2 separate regions of the Homo sapiens genome follow, and region 1 is linked to region 2. The links are chromatin loops, found by intact Hi-C in ENCODE. Cell type or tissue: OCI-LY7. All regions are shown on one strand. Links, peaks and the distances in the headings refer to the core of each region. The heading gives the core; the rest is flanking DNA.

Region 1 (2,807 bases), core at 260-2,759, 48 kb before region 2:
TTTCCGCTTTGCCACCTGGAATGTCCACCCAGGATAAAAAGATCCAAGCTCTTCTGAGACTGTCTTTTGACCTTCTAGAATGCAGAGACAGGACGGGGATTGTGCCCTGAAAGATCCTCCCAATAAAGATCTCCCTTTGAGTCGACCACAGTGAGTGATCCCGGTGAAATCAGCGCTCAGGTGCTGGGGGCAAAAAGACCTGGGCCTCTGTGTTCCTCTCTTGAGTTCTTGCACTGTGGTGGGGCAGTTCCCATAGTGGACCATGGGTTTCTCTTTCAATAAGGAGAGCTCAGTGACATCCAATTCGACAGACATTCACTAAGGGGCCTAGCACCGCGCCTCACGCAGAATAGGTGTACAAAGCAGACACTCAATAAACTCAGAAAGGGAGAGGTGGGTTCCTGCTTGCTAAGACTTTATATCTAGCAGATAGAGAAACCATAACCATAGCACAAAGTAGAGAAAATGGGAGCTTTCAGAGCCCCAAGGGGCAGAGGAAAGAATGATGATTCAGGGCGCGTGGAAACTTCATGAGGTGGCTTTCATCTCCTCCCATCCAATAGACGGGTCTTAAGCATTGTTGAGTATCTCCAGAAAGGCCAAACTGCGCCGTATCCTCTGCTAATGGGGCACGTTGCCAACCCCGCCCTACCTAGGGTATCTTTATTGGTGGGCCCATGGACATTCCAGCCAGACCCCCCCACTCCCCCCACCCATTTAATCAGGAGGAATGTGCTGCCCCCTGGATCCTTTATCTTCACCCCCCTCCCCGCTTGGATTCAGGATGTGTTAGGGAGGCTTGCAGAAGACAGGGGCCGGGCTGTTTGACCAACCTGGTACAGGGTCTAGCACATAGCAGGGGTGGTAAATAAATAGCTTTGATGAGGACAGACGGGACTAGGGCAAGGCTCAAGGCCCAGGCCATGTAAGGCACAGGCCAGGCAAGGTGCTTCCGCCGCTCTTAACGGGGATTTGACCCGGAGAAGAGAGTTCTGTCGCCTGCGGCCCGCGCACCCGGGCCCCTCCGGGCTGCCCCTCCCAGGCAAATAGTCCTTCGGGGATGTGGATTGCGCCGTCCGGGCGGGTGGGCGGGGAAGAACACGGAGGGGGCCGGGACCCAAGTTCACGCCTCCCTCCTGCATCCCGCAGCCGGCGGAAGCGATTATTCCCCGGCGTCTGGCGGGGCCGGGGGCGGGCTCGCACCCGGAGGAGACACGGGTCTCCCCGAGCCCACCTTTGATCGCACCGCCCCGCCTTCCCAGCCCCTGGCCCGGGAGGGTATAAGTGCGGCCCGCGCCCCTCCGAGCGGCGCGCTGGGTTCCGGAGCGATGGCCACAGCCGAGTCCCGTGCGCTCCAGTTTGCCGAGGGCGCCGCGTTTCCAGCGTACCGGGCCCCCCACGCCGGCGGGGCGCTCCTGCCGCCCCCGAGCCCTGCGGCAGCCCTGCTCCCTGCGCCGCCCGCGGGCCCCGGCCCAGCGACCTTTGCGGGCTTCCTCGGCCGGGACCCCGGGCCGGCCCCGCCGCCCCCCGCCAGCCTGGGCTCGCCTGCGCCCCCCAAAGGCGCGGCCGCCCCGTCGGCGTCGCAGCGCCGCAAGCGCACGTCTTTCAGCGCCGAACAGCTGCAGCTGCTGGAGCTCGTCTTCCGCCGGACCCGGTACCCCGACATCCACTTGCGCGAGCGCCTGGCCGCGCTCACCCTGCTCCCCGAGTCCAGGATCCAGGTGAGGGCCCGCTGCGTTCGCAAGTGCGCGCTGGAGCGGAGGCGCTGCGGACTCTAGGTCTGGACTGCGGGCTCCTGAGGCCACACCCGGGACGTTGCAGGCACGGTGCTTCCCCTGAGGCTCTGCGTACTAGACTGAAATAGGGGGTGATATCGGCACCTGCTGCATAGGGTGGTTGCGAGGCCTGTGTGAAATAATTTAGGCCTGCACTGAACGATTTCTCTCATTATTAAATATAATAAGGGCTCCTAGGAGGCTAGCCGGTCCCCTGAAATGGCCAGAAAGTAATTCCCAGCAGGAAGATAAGAAGTTTTACACTTTTTCTTTATCCGGGAAGAAGACACAGATGAGGGGCAGTTGGGGTTTTCCTCTGGCTTTGAGCGTGAGAATGGTAGCTGAAAACGGGGAAGGCTGGCTCGCCAAGTTACCCCCATGCTACTTTCTTGGCAAGTGTTACGTTTTGGGATTAGATTTGAAAGGATGTAGCGAATTGAGATAAAGCGAGAAGCACCTGGAGCTTGTTTTCAGTTTGAAAAATCTAGTGCAAGGTGTGTTTATTTTTATTTATTTAGTTTTTATTTGAGATGGAGTTTTAACTCTTGTTGCCCAGGCTGGAGTGCAATGGCGCGATCTGGGCTCACTGCAACCTCCGCCTCCCAGGTTCAAGTGATTCTCCTGCCTCAGCCTCCCGAGTAGCTGAGATTACAGGCGCCAGCCACCACGCCCAGCTAATTTTTGTATTTTTAGTAGAGACGGGGTTTTACCATGTTGGTCAGGCTGGTTTCGAACTCCTGACCTCAGGTGATCCACCCGCCTCAAAGTGCTGGGATTACAGGCGTGAGCCACCGCGCCCGGCCGTGTTTATTATCTAAAGTAATTTAGATCAGAATCTTAGAGTTGGTAAGGAGAAGCCTGCCTTTTTGTCTGTCTGTAGCCCCGTGGTCGGTGTCCAAGCGCAGTTTTAAGTAGCAGCCCTCATTTAAACACTGGGAGAGTGGACTTGTTTTCTCTGCACCCCTGGCGGTCATACAGCTGTCAGTCTCAACAGCTGGCATGAGCAAAATACCTCCTTGATTAGTTTGACAA
Region 2 (2,807 bases), core at 299-2,798:
TGCTTGAGCCCAAGAGGTAGAGAGGTAGAGACTGCAGTGAGCCAGGATAGTACCACTGCACTCCAGCCTGGAAGACAGAGCAAGACTCTGTCTCAAAAAAAAAAAAAAAAAAAAAAAAAAGGTTTGTGTATGTATGTACTTTTTTCCTATTCTCTTCATTTCTGTTTTTTGAAAAATTTATTTGATAAATAAAATCTTTTTTATTTCTTTTCCATTTACTCCTTTAGATAACCTACAGAAAATCCCAGATAACCTGGAATTATCGTTCATTTTACAAAGATTACTTTTAGGATAGTTCAGATTCTTATAATTTCTTAACAAATCAATGATTTTAATATCTTTTTTAACACTCTCATTTCTCCAGGGGTAAACAACTGTGGCTTAAGTATGACGTCTCAAACAACTTTCTATATACTGTAGCTAAAGTATCATGTCTAGACATTTTTCCAAACTTCTCTACTATTCAAATTTTCCATTACTTTGAATACGCAGTGCATCTGTCAAAACTCTTGTGCTTCTAACTCTGTATCTGACAATCACAAAGTCCAGTCACTTTTTACCTGCCAGATTCTTTGTTCCTACAGCAAAATCCCTAATAGAGTGACTTTTTAATTCTTTTGGCTCTTGTTTTTGAGGAAAAATCTACTACTCTTTGTTTACTAAAATATTTTCTAAAGAAGGAATATGTTTAATTAAATTCTATTGTGGTCAGAGAAATTCTCTATATGATTTCAATCTTTCAAAATGTATTGACATTTTTAATGGGCCAGTATATGGTATATGTCGATAAACAAGCCATTTGCCTATGTAAATAATATGTATTCTGCAGTTGAGTGTATTGTTCTAAACATATTATTTAGATCAAGATGACTGATAGTGTTGTTGAGATCCTCTATATGTGTATTAACATTTTTTGGCTTCTTCTACCTATTAATTACTGGAAGTGAGGTGTTAAAATCTACAACTATGATTGTGGATTTGTCTATTTCTTTCTTTAGTTATCTCAACTGTTGCTTTCAAGTATTTTGAAGCTTTATTGTTAGGTATATAGTAATATACATACATAATATTAGGATTGGTATATCTTTCTGAACTGGCCATTTTTATCATTATGAAATACTTCTGACAATACTGTCTTGATGCCTGTTTTTCTCTGATGTTAAAATAGCCACTTTAGCTTTCTTACAGTTACTATTTGCACTGCATATCTTTTTCATCTTTTTGCTTTCAACCTGTCTATGATTTTATATTTAAGTATAACTCTTGAAGACAGCATATAGATGAGTCTTACTTTTTTTTAATCCGTTCTCATTATCTTAACTTTTTTTTTTTTTTTTTGAGACAGAGTCTCACTGTTGCACAGACTAGAGTGCAGAGTACAGTGGGTGAGATCTTGGCTCGCTGCAACTTCTACCTCCCAGGTTCAAGTGATTCTCCTGCCTCAGCCTCCTGAGTAGCTGGGATTACAGGCACGTGCCACCATGCCTGGCTAGTTTTGTGTTTTTAGTGGAGACGGGGTTTCACCATGTTGGCCAGGCTGGTCTTGAACTCCTGACCTCAAGTGATCTGCCTGCCTCGGCCTGCCAAAGTGCTGGGATTACAGGCATGAGCCACCATGCCCAGCCAATCATTACTTTTTAATTGAAGTGGCTTTTTTTTTTTTTTTTGAGACAGAGTCTAGCTGTGTCACCCAAACTGGAGTGCAGTGGCATGATCATAGCTCACTGTAGCCTTGAACTCCTGTGCTCAAGCGATCGTCTCAGCGTCCTGAGTAGCTGGGACTACAGGTGCCCACTACCATGCTTGACCTTTTTTTTTTTTTTTTTTTTAATGTTTGTAGAGACAGGGTCTCACTATGGTGGGAAAAAGCTGAGTGTTAGGAAAAAAGCTGAGGCAGGGCTTGCATGTCTGACATAATGTCCCCTGGAATGTGTCTAGACTTGCTGGCTCCTTGCTTCTAGCCCTCCTAGGCTCCTAGATTGATTGTATTCCCATTATCTCAAGTAGCAGAACATGTTCTATATAAAGGCTAAGCCGTCACAGCTGTAGATCATGTGCCTGCCTTTTTGACCCCCACATTCTCACCACCTGTTTCTTTGTTGGATTACCAATAAACAGTGTAGGGTCCCAGAGCTTGGGGCCTTCACAGCCTCCACAATCGCGATGGGTCCCTGGTCCCACTTTCTTTCTCAAACTGTCTTTTTCTCAATCCTTTGATTCAGCTGGACATCATCACCCCCACGACCTGGTGTTGGGTCTGATCACCCCAACACACTATGTAGCCCAGGCTAGTCTCAAACTCCTGTGCTTAAGTGATCCTCGTGCCTTGGCCTCCCCCAAAGTGCTGGGATTAGAGGTGTGAGCCAGTGTGCTTGGCAGAAGTGTTTATAGTTCATTGGCATTTAATACAACAATAGGATGGCCAGACTTAAGTCTACCACCTTGCTATTTTCTATTTATCCCATTTGGGTTTTTTGTTGTTCCCTGTCCCTTCTTTCCTGCCATCTTTTTTTTTTAATTAGGTAATTTTTTTTTTTTTTTTTTTTTTGAGACAAGGTCTCACTCTGTCCAGGCTGGAGTGCTGTGGTATAATCACTGCTCACTGCAGTTGAGACTAAGGTAATCCTCCCATCTCAGCCTTCCAAGGAACTGGAACTACAGGAGCACAACACACCTGACCAATTTTTGTATTTTTTGTAGAAACAGTGTTTCACCATGTTGCCAGGCTGGTCTCAAACTCCTGGGCTCAGGTGAGTGGCTTGCCTCAGCCTCCCAAAGTGCTGGGATGATAGGCATGAGCCACTGTA

Evidence for each region. A loop is a pair of places that touch in the nucleus more often than their neighbours do. Peaks named below come from ENCODE experiments on the same cell type or tissue, not always from the same donor. Only the 100,000 strongest peaks of a DNase experiment are listed, where the experiment ranks them.
Region 1: it touches region 2 in a loop (4-fold over the local background); 3 of 110 quality-filtered maps call a loop at or near these places.

What each region holds. Positions count from the first base shown.
Region 1 is chr1:226,222,354-226,225,160 of GRCh38, forward strand. It overlaps MIXL1 (Mix paired-like homeobox), which reads left to right and starts at 1,311. Exons shown (of 2, transcript NM_031944.3): 1 at 1,311-1,721. The coding sequence starts at 1,329. LOC124904528 (a long non-coding RNA gene) reads left to right here. Exons shown (of 2, transcript XR_007066907.1): 2 at 1-145. RefSeq lists an enhancer at 1,630-1,689 and a silencer at 1,735-2,029. In OCI-LY7, for the core only: CTCF peaks have their summits at 1,621 and 1,825; DNase peaks (open chromatin) are centred at 928 and 1,598; H3K4me3 peaks cover 1,519 bases.
Region 2 is chr1:226,270,731-226,273,537 of GRCh38, forward strand. All of the region lies in intron 7 of LIN9 (lin-9 DREAM MuvB core complex component), which reads right to left. Among named protein-coding and RNA genes, the nearest start is that of LIN9, 37 kb to the right of the region's middle. In OCI-LY7, for the core only: no CTCF peak of the experiment used is centred there; no DNase peak of the experiment used is centred there.